3 separate regions of the Homo sapiens genome follow, and regions 1 and 2 are each linked to region 3. The links are chromatin contacts, found by Hi-C or POLR2A ChIA-PET in ENCODE. All regions are on one chromosome and are shown on one strand. Each heading gives the region's core, a stretch centred on a gene start or an enhancer-like site at or near the end of the contact. The rest is flanking DNA. Distances are from core to core; before and after follow the strand shown.

Region 1 (5,039 bases), core at 95-2,594, 660 kb before region 3:
ACAAACCAATACTTAAAGAGGACCATAAGCATATTCAAGTCTATGAAAGTACTAAAAATCTCACCATTTACAGAAATTTCATCATGAAGATCCTTACACTTAACACCTTAAGGTGATGAGTTTTCACATGACTGTTTTCAAGGCCACAGCCACCACCTTTAATCTAAAAGAGAAGGATAACAGGCTTCATTCTAACAGAAACCACCTTAAGGTTTATTCTCCAGATTTGTATTAAACAGCTGAGCCTCAGCAAGTCAGACCTCCTCACAAAAGATACCATTTCAGACAGGGATAACTTTAAATCATCCTCAGCTCAGCCAATAACAAAGATTCCTAAATCCTAGCGATCCAAAATTCATTTGCCATGTCTCTTTCATCCCTGCATGCCCTAACGAGGATCCACGCTGGTTACAATGACACCTAGTGGCCCCAAATCACACGGGCAAAGACGCTACTCATTTTTATCATTAAAATAATTAGCATTCTGAATTTTGAGTAATTTCTTACCATAGCTGGCTTGTATGTCAACACGTATTCTCATACTTGAACTTCAGAATAAAGCAGGAGGTGAATGTATGTGATGGCACCAACTGTGCTTTCTCATTTCTAGTGACCACTCAGGCCCTGCCTGCACCCACTCTTACTCATGTTAAGGGCTCCATCTATTACTCTGATCCTTCAACCTGGAGCTCTGCTTTTCACCGTCTCTGCAGATGCCAAACAAAGAAAGGCCTCTGGGGGAGGAAAAAAGGCTCGTTGTTAAAACTACGGCTTTCCAGAAGTTTACAATCCTATTGACTCCTATCTGTAAAGCTAAATATGAACTACCGATTGGGGCCGTCCTCAAGACACTCCAAGCGGAATCACGTCTTCACACGTTAACACTCCTGATGCTGAATTAAGAACCACCATCGTCAGAGTCTGCCCGTGCGCGGGCACCGAAGACCCCTGGGCATGACGCTCAGCACACGCGCGGCGGAGGCGCACGGGGCTGCCCAGGTTGTTAGGCGCTCTCCCCCGCAGAAGCCGGCCCTATGACGCCGAGGACGGGCTTGAGCTCTCTCCCTTCACATAGTAACATTTTCTCAACGTTTGGAAAGCATTTTCTCATCCAGTACTTTTAACCCTCCTAACCACCCTATGAGGGAGAAACCGAGATTATCGTCACCACTTCGTCTCTGAGGAAGGGAAGCCAAGTATGTTAGTGTCGTGTCAAGGAAGACCCCGTTTTCCCACCCAGGCAGCCTTACCATCATCACTAAAGGCCTGAGACTGCTCGCCGTGCTCAACACCGACTGGAGTGGCCATGTCTTCCAGCCACGCGGCCGACCTCGAAAAGAACGCGAGACCGCCCCTGCGCGCAAGTCTTCTCGGCAATCTCTCCGGAACTCTCGCGATGTTGAGAAAGGGCTGGTGGGAAATGTAGTTCAAAACTACGGCGGCTGGGGGCTGGCCGCGTCCTCAGCGCGACCCTGGAGCTGGGGGTAAGATGGTGGCCGCCACCAGGGGCAGTGGAGGGTCCGGAGTGGGAAACCAGGCCTGTGAAGAACCACGGCTGTCAGAAAACGAAGCTGGAGGTTCACTTCTGCCAGAAAGTCATTGAGCTTCAACACAGTTTGTCCCTGGTCGAGACTGGGGAAGCACAGAAAGTTCGAGGGGGCAGGGACAGATGAGGAAACCGGGGCTTGGCCGAGTATCTTTGTTAATTGCTCTGCGGATTTTATTTGGGGGAGGATAGGGGCATTTGGGGTGGTTCGCTGGGTTAGTGAAGAGGAGAGATTCCGAGGGAATCGTTCAACCTCCTGCTCAGGTGTTTTTAAGTTTGGGGCGAGGCCGGTGAAGCCGAGGCGCGGGCGGCAAGGAGCGCTGGAGAGCGACGGGGCTCGGCCTCCGCGGCTGCCCAGGGGCCCGGGGCATTCCGAGAAGAGAAAAAAAGGCAAGTGTCACGAGCTGAATTACGAAAAGAACGGAGAATGATGTAACACCCACTGCTCTTCTGAGTGTTATTTTTCAGGCAAACACCTTGGCTTCATTTTTTTTTGTTTCTGGGTTTTTTTGGTTTGTTTTTGAGATAAGGTTTCACCCTGGCACGCAGGCTGGAGTGCAGTGGTGCAATCATAACTTATTGTAGCCTGGACCTCCCGGGCTCAAGTGATCCTCCCGCCTCAGCCTCCTGAGTGGCCGGGACGACAGGCGAGCGCCACCACGCCCAGCTGATTATTTTTATTTTGCAGAGATGAGGTCTCACTATGTTGCCCGGGTTGGTCTCAAACTCCTGGCCTCAAGCAGTCCTCCTGTTTTGGCCTCCCAAAGTGCTGGGATTACAAAGGTGAGCCACTGCGCCCGGTCTGGCTTCGTTTTTGAAATAAAAATAAGGCAAAAACGACATCAACAATCAGGGCCAGAATTTGCACCTATTTGAAAGCTAGTTTAAGTTTGCAAGACCGAGAGCCTTTTCTCCATTCCAGTCTCCCTGTTCTCATCCACCCATTAACAGTGATCTCTGTGGCCTTCGGTGTGGGTTATATTGTCCTGCAGATGGTAATATGTTGCAGATACTTATCTTCAAATTACCACATTTGCTTATGTTTACCTCCTTTCATTTGATTGTAAGCTCTTCAAGAGCAGAAGTCTCTTTTTATTATTATTATTATTTTTTTTTTTTTTTTTTTTTGAGATGGACTTTTGCTCTTGTTGCCCAGGCTGGAATGCAATGGCACGATCTCGGCTCACGGCAACCTCCGCCTCCCAAGCTCAAGTGATTCTCCTGCCTCAGCCTCCTGAGTAGCTGGGATTACAGGCATGCGCCACCACGCCCAGCTAATTTTGTATTTTTAGTAGAGATGGGGTTTCTCCATGTTAGGCTGTTCTCAAACTCCTGACCTCAGGTGATCCACCCGTCTCAGCCTCCCAAAGTGCTGGGATTACAGGCGTGAGCCACCACGCCCAGCCTCTTTTTATTTTTATTTTTTTCTTTTTAATTTCTTAACAGTGCAGGGTTTGGTATTTACCTGCTATGCTCACAGTAAGTCTTCAGCAAATAATCATTAATTCATTCAGCAGTAATTCTGGCCATTAGGTTTCTCTACCTTACCCTTGAAGACACGTTATTTTGTGTAATACTGAAAGGAAGAATGTGTTCTATCCCTGCAAACATAGTTCCTTTCATTTGAGACTTACAGTGGGAATTCTAAGTGTGGAATTTCCCAAAAGCTGCTAGCGGGCTGGTGACCTACTGTAGACAAGATAGTAATGATAGCTAATACTTCATAGCACTTACCAGGTGCCATTCCCTATACTGGTTTCTGTACATGTATGAACTCGTTTAATCCTCACAATGCGATGAAGTACTACTGTCAGAGGCATTGGAACCAGAAAACTCCATCTTGAATAGGAGCTGGGTGAAACGAGGCTGAAACCTACTGGGCTGCATTCCCGGACGGTTAAGGCATTCTAAGTCACAGGATGAGACAGGAGGTCGGCACAAGATACAGGCCATAAAGACCTTGCTGATAAAACAGTTTGCAGTAAATAAGCCCACCAAAACCAAAACCAAGATGGCGATGAGAGTGACCTCTGGTCGTCCTCACTGCTACACTCCCACCAGCGCCATGACAGTTTACAAATGCCATGGCAACATCAGGAAGTTACCCTATGTGGTCTAAAAATGGGAGGCGTAAATAATCCACCCCTTGTTTAGGATATAATCAAGAAATAACCATAAAAATGGGCAACCAGCAGCCCTCAGGGCTGCTCTGTGGAGTAGCCTTTTTTTTTTTTTTTTTTTTGAGACAGAGTCTCGCTCTGTCACCCAGGCTGCAGTGGTGCTGCTGTCTCGGCTCACTGCAGCCTCCACCTCCTGGGTTCAAGCAATTCTCCTGCTTCAGCCTCCCGAGTAGCTGGATTACAGGCGCACGCCACCACGCCCGGCTAATTTTTGTATTTTTAGTAGCAACAGGGTTTCACCATGTTGGCCAGGCTGGTCTCGAACTCCTGACCTCAAGTGATCTGCCTGCCTCAGCCTCCCAAAGTGCTAGGATTATAGGCTTGAGCCACCATGCCTGGCCAAGTAGCCATTCTTTTATTCCTTTACTTTTCTAATAAACTTGCTTTCACTTTAGTCTATAGACATCCCAAATTCCTTCTTGCTCAAGATCCAAGAACCCTCTTTTGGGGTCTGGATCAGGACTCCTCTCCGGTAACACTATCACTGTCCCCATTTTACGGATAAGGAAACAGAAGCACTGGGAAATTCGGTAACTTGCCCAAATTCACATAACCAGTAACTGGCAGGGTCAGGGTTTGCTCCCAGCCTGTAGAATCCATGCTTTTACCGCTAATGAATAAGGTGACCTTATGTATAAGGACTTTTGTTTTCGGGGAGGAAGGGAGAAGGAAGAAGATTTTCATGTGTTTGTAGGGGTGGTTGGGGACAAAATCAGAAATGAGGTTGAAAGGGGGAACAATGGGCACCTGCTCTGCCATTTGAGCCACTTCGTGGCAGGAAGAGTGAGGATGGGAGGCTGCAGAGCTGATGTGTGGAAGATGGAGGCTCTGGGCTCTAGCAGGGCTGTATTGGGCCTGGATGCCACCCAGTGTATAGTGAGGGCCATTCTTTACAGCTCTTCACTCTGCCGCAGGCCACCAAGTTGCTTTCACACCTGACTGGACATCGCTTCCCCAACAGCAGGTTCATGGCAGATGGGGATGCCAGGGCAGCTGGGCAGTGGCCAAGAGGCTGGAGCGAAATACAATGAGAGGCCTTGTGCCGAGCACATGTAAAGTACACTGTGCAGCCAACCCAGAAATAACTAGGGGGACTTCAGAGAATGCATCAGAATTCCTGAATGAGCCGGCAAGGGCTCAGAGCTGTTGAGACTGAAATGTGGATGTTACTGTGATCTCATTTGCACTCATTGCTGGTGAGAGCTAGGACATTTGAGTTTTACCTACCGTGGAATTATTATACAGCCTTTATACCAGGCTAGTGCAGACCTCTATTTATTGACATGGAAAGAGTCACAGTCTAGTGACTCTTT
Region 2 (4,442 bases), core at 1,448-3,947, 610 kb after region 3:
TCCATGGGGATGCGATCAGCAAAATCCAGACTAGGGAAAATGCCACAGCATAAACCACTTAATTTCTTTCTTTTAAAAAATGTATTATTTAGTTTTTGTAGAGATGGAGTGTCGCTATGTTTCCCAGGCTGGAGCACAGTGGCTATTCACAGGCACTATTTTTGCACACTACAGCTTTGAACTTCTGGGCTCAAGGGATCCTCCTCCCTCAGTCTCCCTAATATTGGGAATACAGGTGTGCACCCCCAGCCTGGCTCTATCTAGTTTCTTAAAAAAAAACAAATATAATAAAATAGAGAAAGAAAGGAAAATGAAAGGAAATGAAAGAAAACAAATTTCAAGTAAAAAAAAAGTAAAGTGGAGAAAAACAATAGATTTTTAAAAGGACTTCCAGTTGCAATGTTCAGTTCAGATCTCAACTCTTTTTCTTTTCTTTGAGACGGAGTCTCACTCTGTTGCCCAGGCTGGAGTGCAGTGGCACGATCTCGGCTCACTGTAACCTCTCCCTCCCAGGTTCAAGTGATCCTCCTGCCTCAGCCTCCCAAGTAGCTGGAATTACAAGCGCCTACCACCATGCCTGGCTAATTTTTGTATTTTTAGTAGAGACGCGGTTTCACATGTTGGTCAGGCTGGTCTTGAACTCCTGACCTCAAGCAATCCACCCACCTCAGCCTCCCAGTGCTGGGATTACAGGTGTGAGCCACTGCACCCAACCAAGATCTCAATTCAGACAAACATTTTTGTTTGTTTTCTGAGCTCTGTCACTTAGAAAAGCAAACTTGTGGCTGGGTATGGTGGCTGACGCTTGTAATCCCAGCACTTTGGGAGGCCGAGGCGGGCAGATCACGAGGTCAGGAGATCGAGACCACGGTGAAACCCCATCTCTACTAAAAATACAAAAAATTAGCCGGGCGTGGTGGCGGGCGCCTGTAGTCCCAGCTACTTGGAGAGGCTGAGGCAGGAGAATGGCGTGAACCCGGGAGGCGGAGCTTGCAGTGAGCCAAGATCGCGCCACTGCACTCCAGCCTGGGGGACAGAGCTAGACTCCGTCTCAAAAAAAAAAGAAAGAAAAGCAAACAACTTGTTTTAAGAAGGACATTTCAGCCAGGCACGGTGGCTCACACCTGTAATCCCAGAACCTTGGGAGGCCGAGCTGGGTGGATCACTTGAGGTCAGGAGTTCAAAACTAGCCTGGCCAACATGGTGAAACCCCGTTTCTACTAAAACTACAAAAATTAGCTGGGTATGGTGGTGCAGGCCTGTAGTCCCAGCTACTCAGGAGGCTGAAGCAGGAGAATCACCTGAACCCGGGAGGTGGAGGTTGCACCGAGCCGAGATCGTGCCACTGCATTCCAGCCTGGGTGACAGAGTGAGACTCTTGTCTCAAAAAAAAAAAAAAAGTTTGAGACCAGACTGACCAACATGGCAAAACCCCATCTCTACTAAAGATACAAAAAATTAGCTGGGCATAGTGGTGCACGCGTGTAATCCCAGCTACTCGGGAGGCTGAGGCAGGAGAATCGTGTGAACCCCAGAGGCAAAGGTTGCAGTGAGCTGAAATAGCACCATTGCACTCCAGCCTGGGCGACAAGAGCAAAACTGTCTCAAAAAAAAAAAAAAAAAAAAAAAAAAAAAAAAAAAAAAAAAAAGAAGAACATTTCTTTCTTTCAGAAAAGTGTAAACACTAATTCATATTTGATATTAAAAGTTTTTTTGGGGGGTCGGAGTGACAGTTTTGTGTGTGTGTGAAGCATAATGTATACGTATTAAAAAGGGAATGCTTGTCCTTTAAAGACACATACTGAAATATTTACTGGTGAAAACACGTGATGGTATTTACTTCAGAATAACGCTGGGCAGCGCGTGCGAGGTAGGTGCAGAAATAGAGGAAACAAGATTGCCCCATGAGTCGCGTAACTGCTGAGGTCGGAGAGCGACTCTACGCGGCTTCATCGGGTTATTCCACTTCTGTGTATCTTGAAATTTTCTACAATAAAAATGTCTTAAAATTGTGCGTCAAAATGATAACACGAATATAAAAATGCAATTAAAAAGTCAGGAGGCAATACTGTCGCGCAAAACCGTGACGCTAGTTGTGTGCGGGCGGTAGGATGAGTCATTTCCTCCTTCCTTTCTATATTTTCTGTCTATATACTTTTAATATTACTTTTATAATGAGAAATACTAAAACTCGGGGTGAGAGGGGGGGACACTCGTGTTTTTGCCTTCCCCGTCCCCGAGGGGACTGTTCTCATCTATTCTCTTCCCGACGTCCTCCAGCTTTTTGCTAGGCTTCCTGCCATCTTTACCAAGTTGAGATTATCCGGGTTCTGGCATTAACAGAGTTTGAGGAAAGCGGGTCAAGTCTACCGCGCCCTAACCTTGGACCCCGCCTGCAGGCTGACTTTCGAGTCACACGCCAGAGCACGGCGACCCCTAAGGTCGCAGCCCGGCTTCGCAAGGCACCTCCTTCTAACGCGTCGGTCGAACTCGCGCGCCCGCGAGCAGCCGGACTACATCTCCCAGGAAGCTGTGCGCCGTCCAGCTGTCCTGCCCTTGGTCGCGAAGGACTACATTACCCGGTGATATCTTGCGGGAGGCGGTTGCCAGACCTCAAGCGCACAACCATTGGTCCAGCGTCTGGCGGGGAGCTGCACGGTGATTGGCCCAGGAGCCCGCCAGTTTCGTCCGAGCTCAGTAGAGTTTTGCTGTTAAGACTGCGCGAGGAGCTAGAGAGAGCGGAGAGCGCTGAGCCGGGCCGCACCCGCCGAGCCGTGTGAGTAACCTCTACCTCCGTCCTTCTCGCCGCCCTCTCGGGGACCAGCACCCTCGCTCCTCAGGGTGGTCGGGAGGGAGCACACGCACCCGGGCGCTCACGAGAGGGCGGGGACTGTGTACACACGTGTCACACCAGACCAGAGAAGCATCTCCAGGGACACCGGCGGCCGAGCCCCGCGCACGCCCTTGAGCACCTGAGCTCCAGGGCGTCCCCTCGGACTCAAGGAGAAAAAACACACCCCGAGGCACACGTGGACACCTAGGTACCCACACGGGGACCTCTGCAGATTTGCTCAGCTGAGCCCTTGGGCACATGGGCACCCGAACACCAGGAAGAGCCTGGTATGCTCCGGTCTCCTGACAGCGATCCAGGACACCTGCCACTCGGGCTTGCTCCTCCTTTCTGCCCAGATGGGCGGGAAACACGCTGCTCAGTGTGACCTGAGCGGTCCCTGGGTAACCCCTGGAGAGGTTTTGCCTCTCAGTCGCTTGCCGCGTGTTTAAACTTCCTCATGGGCGCCTGGGGAGGAGTTCCAGGGTGGGTGAGAGGAGAAAAGGAATTGATGTCTGGGGTGGAGGCTGCCATCCTGTAGGTAGTATCTCCCCTCCTCCCCCACCCCCACCCCCACTACTACAAGTATTCAAGAACTAGGGTAATTCTGAAGGCTAGTTTTAGGGATTTTTTTTTTTTTTTTTTGCCATAACAAATTCAAACAGTATAGAATTATCGACAGGTCTACCTTCCTTTTTCCCTTCTCAGCCCTTCTCCCTGTGATCAGTTACCAACTACCTGTTGATGTGTGTGGTTACAGACTTCTTTCTATGCTTTGTACAACTCTACAGACCGTATGTAGGTATTACTGTTTTTGTTTTTTGTTTTTACAAAAAAGGAAAAAAGTACATCTCCTGGAAGGGATGCTTTTTAGCTGAGCTCTGGTGGATGAGAGGAGCTAGCCTTGAAAAAGTGAGTAGGGGCTGAGAGTGGGGCTGTATTTCAGACGTAGGGAACTGGAGGAGTAGAGGCAAGGCAATTGATAGGAGTGCTCCCCGAGTTTTCCAGGAACTGGGCAGAAGCAGTCAGACCACTCTGGTTAAATGAGGGAAGGGGAAGAGTGGTCCAGAGTGAGGCTGAAGAGGTCAGTAGGTCTGAGTCAGGGGAGCCCAGGAGCGTCATTTTCTTTTTTGTTTTGTTTTGTTTTTTTGTTTTTGAGACGGAGTCTCACTCTGTAGCCCAGGCTGGAGTGCAATGGCGTGATTTCAGCTCACTGCAACCTCTGCCTCCCAGGCTCACGTGATTCTCCCTCCTCAGCCTCCCAAGTAACTGGGATTACAGGCGCCCACCACGACACCCAGATAATTTTTGTATTTTTATTAGAGACAGGGTTTCACCATGTTGGCCAGACTGGTCTTGAACTCCTGACCTCAGGCGATCCACCCGCCTCGGCCTCCCAAAGTGCTGGGATTACAGGCGTGAGCCACGGTGCCTGGCCAGGAGCATCATTTGCTAGCGTAGCATGGCCCCACTGTGCCGGGGTGGTCTGAGGTGTGTGCAGGAGGGGAAAGGGAAAGGTGAAGGGGCTCAGGGCCTCAGGGCTCTTCCTTTGGACAGTGGGGGATTGTTAAAGAATCCCAATCCCTGTTCTCCAGCCCTGCACGTCCTTCAG
Region 3 (4,748 bases), core at 618-3,117:
ATTGATCGGCAGCAAGAGTAAAGACACAGCTCCAGAGGCCCACACTGTGGGGTCTGGGCCCTGCCTTAGGCAGCCCCCCTCTTTGGCCCCCTCCCGTCAGGCCCAGGGCTTGGAGTGAAAGTGACTCTCAGGTGGTGGGGTGGGGAATGTGAATAAACATGATTTCTTGCCGGGCTTGGTGGCTCACACCTGTAATTCCAACACTGGGAGGCTGAGAAGGGAGGGTCGCTTGAGCCCAGGAGTTCAAGACCAGCTGGCAATATAATGAGACCCTGCCTGTATTTTTTAAAAAAAGGGATTTCTGCCATAGCTGGCCTGGGTCGGTGCTCCAGGGCCAGAGGACCCCGATGGAGCTTCATGGGTGGGAAACGGGCTGCCTCCCACCCCACTAAGTGCGTCCTCACCTCCGTCTTCTGAGGGTGTCAGGGGCCCTGGGATCCGAAGCAAAAGCAGGCAGTGGGCCAAAAACAGGTGTGGCCCAGGGAAGGGAGACATCCCAATCCAGCAGGTTCCTGAAACCCAGCTCCCCGAAAAAGTGGAGCAGAGCAGCTGGGCTCAGGAAGGAGCATTTATTGAGCACTGGCTCTGTGCCTCAGGGGGGTCCCACCGGCCCCTGGAGAGAGAGTGCCTGCCCGAGCACTGACCCTCTGCACAGGCTCCAGCCCCCACCCCATGCTTGGGAGGAGAAGCCACATTAGGTAGGCAACAGCGTGTCTCAAGAGACCTGCTCAGGGTCAGAAAACCCATGGAGTCTTGCGGCTGGATGGTTAGGTGTTTTGTTTCTCCCTTACCAAAAGCAGAAGTCTGGCTAACTAGTAGGTGGAGGGTAGATCCGTGCACTTTGTCCAGAAAGAAACTTCGTCTATGGCCGCACAGAGGACGCAGTGCTTGCTGCAGCAGTGAGAGCTCGTGCCGCCTCAACATCAGCCCAGCTTGGTTAGAAAGGCCGTACTCTCCTGGGGTTCCCCCTGGCCTGATACACACTGTCAGGTAGGTGGGCGCTAGGCCCCAGACCCGCCTTGCCTGCTCAGCTTCAGGGGAAATGCTGGAGTGCCTGTAAATACTGAGGCTGCAGATCAGCTTGGACCCCAGGCAAGGAACTCTCCCCAGCGGAGGGCAGCAGGAAGAGGGGATGCTGATTGCAGATGAAAGCTGGTTTGTGTATTCATTCAGGGCCATTTGAAAAATACCAGTTAACTGGTCCCTGTCTCTTGGTGACCAGACATTTCCATCTCGCTGTTTACTTTAAAAGAACCAAAATTACGTGTAGCCCAGAGAAGGGAGACACCCCAGTCTGGCAAGTGTCCGAAACCCAGCTCCAGGAAAAAGTGCAGCAGTGCTCGGGTCTGCAGGGAGCCCGCCAGCCCGTTTCATCGCCAAGCCCCGGGGGATTGTTGGGGGTGGGGGTCTATGCTGTTAGGCGACTGGCAGATGAGTCCAGAAGAGGTTCCGCGCGGCCCGTGGTCAGAAGCCCGGAGTCCTGGCGGGGTTTTCGAGCCTCTGGTCTCCAGGACCTGGGCTGAAGGCCCAGGGGGGTGGGATGGACCCGCCAGGCTGGGACCCTAGAGAGCCGAACTCAGCTCTCAGCCGGGGTGGCGTGGACCCTAACGGAGGGAGGGGCGCAAGGCGGGAACGCGGAACCTTCGAGCGGGCCAGGCCGAGGTGGGCAGGGGTGGCCTAGGCCCCTGCGGCGGTCGCTCGTCGAGGGTGTCAGAGAAGGGCCTGCCGCCCCCCTCCGCCTTCCCGGGCGCGGATCTCGCCCCGCCCCGCCCGGATCTCGCCCCGCCCCGCGTTAGCCACGCCCAGGCGCCCTCAGCGCGCGAGGCCCGCGGTCCCTTTAAGACGCCCGGGGCCCGCCTGGCTCTCGCCGCCGCCGGGCCATGGCCGCGCAGCTGCTGGAGGAGAAGCTGACCTGCGCCATCTGCCTGGGGCTCTACCAGGACCCAGTGACGCTGCCCTGCGGCCACAACTTCTGCGGGGCCTGCATCCGGGACTGGTGGGACCGCTGCGGAAAGGCGTGCCCCGAGTGCCGGGAGCCCTTTCCCGACGGCGCCGAGCTGCGCCGCAACGTGGCCCTCAGCGGCGTGCTGGAGGTGGTGCGCGCCGGGCCCGCCCGGGATCCCGGCCCCGATCCCGGCCCCGGCCCCGACCCTGCCGCGCGCTGCCCCCGCCACGGGCGGCCGCTGGAGCTCTTCTGCCGGACCGAGGGCCGCTGTGTGTGCAGCGTGTGCACCGTGCGCGAGTGTCGCCTCCACGAGCGGGCGCTGCTGGATGCCGAGCGCCTCAAGCGCGAGGTGACGCATCCGCCGGGAGCGGGAGGGGTCCGGACCCGCCGCAGCCTGGCCACCGCCGGGTGACTCCTGCGGGCCGCGCCCTGCTCTCTCGGGCACCCGGCGGGGGCGGGGAGCCTCATCTGTAAGGGGCTTCTCCCAACCTGGGAGCTGATTATAAAAGTCGTGGGTCTGCCAGGCGCAGTGGCTCACGACTGTAATCCCAGCACTTTGGGAGGCCGAGGCGGGCGGATCACGAGGTCAGGAGATCGAGACCATCCTGGCTAACACGGTGAAACCCGGTCTCTACTAAAAATACAAAAAGTTAGCCGGGCGTGGTGGCGGGCGCCTGTAGTCCCATCTACTCGGGAGGCTGAGGCAGGAGAATGGCGTGAACCCGGGAAGTGGAGCTTGCAGTAAGCCGAGATCGTGCCACTGCACTCCAGTCTGGGCGACAGAGCGAGACTCCGTCTCAGAAAATAAACAAACAAAAAATCGTGGGTCTGTGCATCAGACTGGGATATGCAGCCCGGCCAGTGACACAGGGTGGGTCTCAGAAGCTGCTCGGTGCCCTCTGGATGAACAAAGCCTGGGCGTGAGGCAGCAGCTCCCTGCTCCGTGCCCAAGCGCTAGAGAACCGTCGTGTGTCTCCTGCGCTCCGAGAGCCTCCTTTCATTCGCTGTGCGGGGTTGTGGAGGGCGAGGGGGCTATGGGGGCTGTTGGTAAATGGATCAGACGAGCTCCCTGCCCTTAAGAGACTTAGAATCCACTTAAGAAGTCAGTGTTCCAGTAAGGCGTGAATGTATTATTACAAAATGCAGTGAGGAAAGCACATGGCATGTGATAGAGGGGTTGGGGTGACCCTGCTAAACGGGCCAGGAGGAGGAAGGGGAGGCCGCCTTCAGGCTGGCATGTGAGGATTGAGGAAGCGCAAGCCAGGAGAAAGACCTGGGGAAGAGCATTCTAGGCAGAGGAATCAGCCTGGTCCCGTCTCTGGGATGGGAAAGAACTGGGCACGCGGGGTCCCTAGTGGCAGATTTGTGCCACTGAGATCTGTGGGCCAGGCCCTGGGGGTCAGCAGGGGCAGGATCGGGCAGGGTCCTGGGGGAGTCTGGCTCTTACTGTAGGGTCATGGGGGCCATTATAGGCTTGGAAGCAGGTTGGCACATGATCAGATTTGGGCTTCATGGAGACTGATCACCTGGCTGGGGGCTGAAGGGGGCAGGATGTAAGACCCGAATCGGGTAGGAGTGCAGGGAGGCAAAGAACCAGCTGGGGATCAGGGAAGGGAGACCAAGATGGAGGAGGAGATGAGAAACGCTGAGGGGAAGTGGTACCTTGTGGAGGCGAAAGCAGGCCAGAGGGGACACGGGGGACAGCAGAGAGGGCGGCAAGGGAGACACCTGGGTTTCTGTCTTGAGCACGCAGGTGGCTGGGGTGCTATGTCCTGAGAGGCGTAGGTGGAGGGCAGAGTTTGGCCTTGGACATATAGAGGTCACAGTGGCCAGTGGGACAAACCAGGGGACGGGCCTGTGGCACCTGGGACCCTGGCCCCAGCCCTGCCGCGCGCTGACCCCGCCCCGGGCAGCTGCTGGAGCTCTTCTGCCAGACCAAGGGCTGTTGTGTTTGCAGCTTGTGCACCATGAGTGAGGGTCACCTCCTCAAGTGGGTGCTGCCGCCAGGAGCAGGAGGGGGCCGGACCCCCCGCAGCCTGGCCACCACCGGGTGCAGTGGCTCACGCCTGTAATCCCAGCACTTTGGGAGGCGGAGGCCGGTGGATCACGAGGTCAGGAGATTGAGACCATCCTGGCTAACATGGTGAAACCCTGTCTCTACTAAAAATACAAAAAATTAGCCAGGCCTGGTGGCGGGCGCCTGTAGTCCCAGCTCCTCTGGTGGCTGAGGCTGGAGAATGGCGTGAACCCGGGAGGCGGAGCTTGCTGTGAGCTCCAAAGCTCAGGAGCGGGGAGCTGGAAGTCGAGAGCTGGGAATCATTAGCGCTAGGAGGAAGAGAAGGTTCCAAGCTGGAGCTCCCAGGGAGATGGGGAAGGTCGGGGGAATGGCAGCCCTGTGTGGCACCTGGAGACAGGGGTGCCAGGAAGAGAACGGGCAGGATGCCCATGCTGATCAGAGGCTCAGTACGAGGACAGAAATGACCTTCAGCATCGGTACTGTGGAGGTGGTCCGTGCCCTTGACAAAACCCATTTCAGCAGCGAAGACAGGATGTGGAATCATTCGGGGACAGAGGAGGCCTGGGGCTAAGGCGTGGATGGAGGATGGCGCAGGGACGCTGGATGGGACAGGAAGGGAAGGGGTGGCCAGGAGGCCTGATGGGCAGGGAGGGATGGGAGAGTGCACGGCTGGGGGTCGGTGAGGTGGGAGGACTGAGACAGAGGTGGCTGGAACAGGAGAGGGCACGAAGGCAGTGGTCAGAGAAGGAAGAATCGATGCCTAGAATGGAGATTTTAGAGCTGGTG

Evidence for each region. A loop is a pair of places that touch in the nucleus more often than their neighbours do. ChIA-PET counts read pairs that join two places held with the same protein, here RNA polymerase II (POLR2A). Pooled maps may share reads with other maps.
Region 1: a loop to region 3 is called in a pooled map, with 5 times the contacts of the local background. The contact joins the promoter of SNHG16 here to the promoter of TRIM65 in region 3. A Hi-C loop is called at or near these places in 6 of 50 pooled maps. POLR2A ChIA-PET finds 5 or more read pairs at or near these places in 2 of 52 experiments (HepG2 and activated T-cell).
Region 2: a loop to region 3 is called in a pooled map, with 3 times the contacts of the local background. The contact joins the promoter of SLC25A19 here to the promoter of TRIM65 in region 3. A Hi-C loop is called at or near these places in 1 of 168 maps with a recorded cell type or tissue (naive thymus-derived CD4-positive, alpha-beta T cell) and 5 of 50 pooled maps. POLR2A ChIA-PET finds 5 or more read pairs at or near these places in 1 of 52 experiments (activated B cell).

Annotation. Positions count from the first base shown.
Region 1 is chr17:76,554,069-76,559,107 of GRCh38, reverse strand. SNHG16 (small nucleolar RNA host gene 16) reads right to left here and starts at 1,344. Exons shown (of 3, transcript NR_038111.1): 1 at 1,251-1,344. It overlaps SNORD1C (small nucleolar RNA, C/D box 1C), which reads right to left and starts at 318; the gene lies at 239-318. RefSeq lists enhancers at 122-923, 1,264-1,523, 924-1,724, 2,214-2,313.
Region 2 is chr17:75,287,688-75,292,129 of GRCh38, reverse strand. SLC25A19 (solute carrier family 25 member 19) reads left to right here and starts at 2,697. Exons shown (of 8, transcript NM_001126121.2): 1 at 2,697-2,776; 2 at 3,539-3,628. RefSeq lists enhancers at 2,189-2,238, 2,279-2,328, 2,419-2,618, 3,051-3,552.
Region 3 is chr17:75,894,070-75,898,817 of GRCh38, reverse strand. TRIM65 (tripartite motif containing 65) reads left to right here and starts at 1,867. Exons shown (of 6, transcript NM_173547.4): 1 at 1,867-2,294. The coding sequence starts at 1,881. It overlaps MRPL38 (mitochondrial ribosomal protein L38), which reads left to right. Exons shown (of 9, transcript NM_032478.4): 9 at 1-174. RefSeq lists enhancers at 733-1,440, 1,441-2,150 and silencers at 1,518-1,997, 2,028-2,597.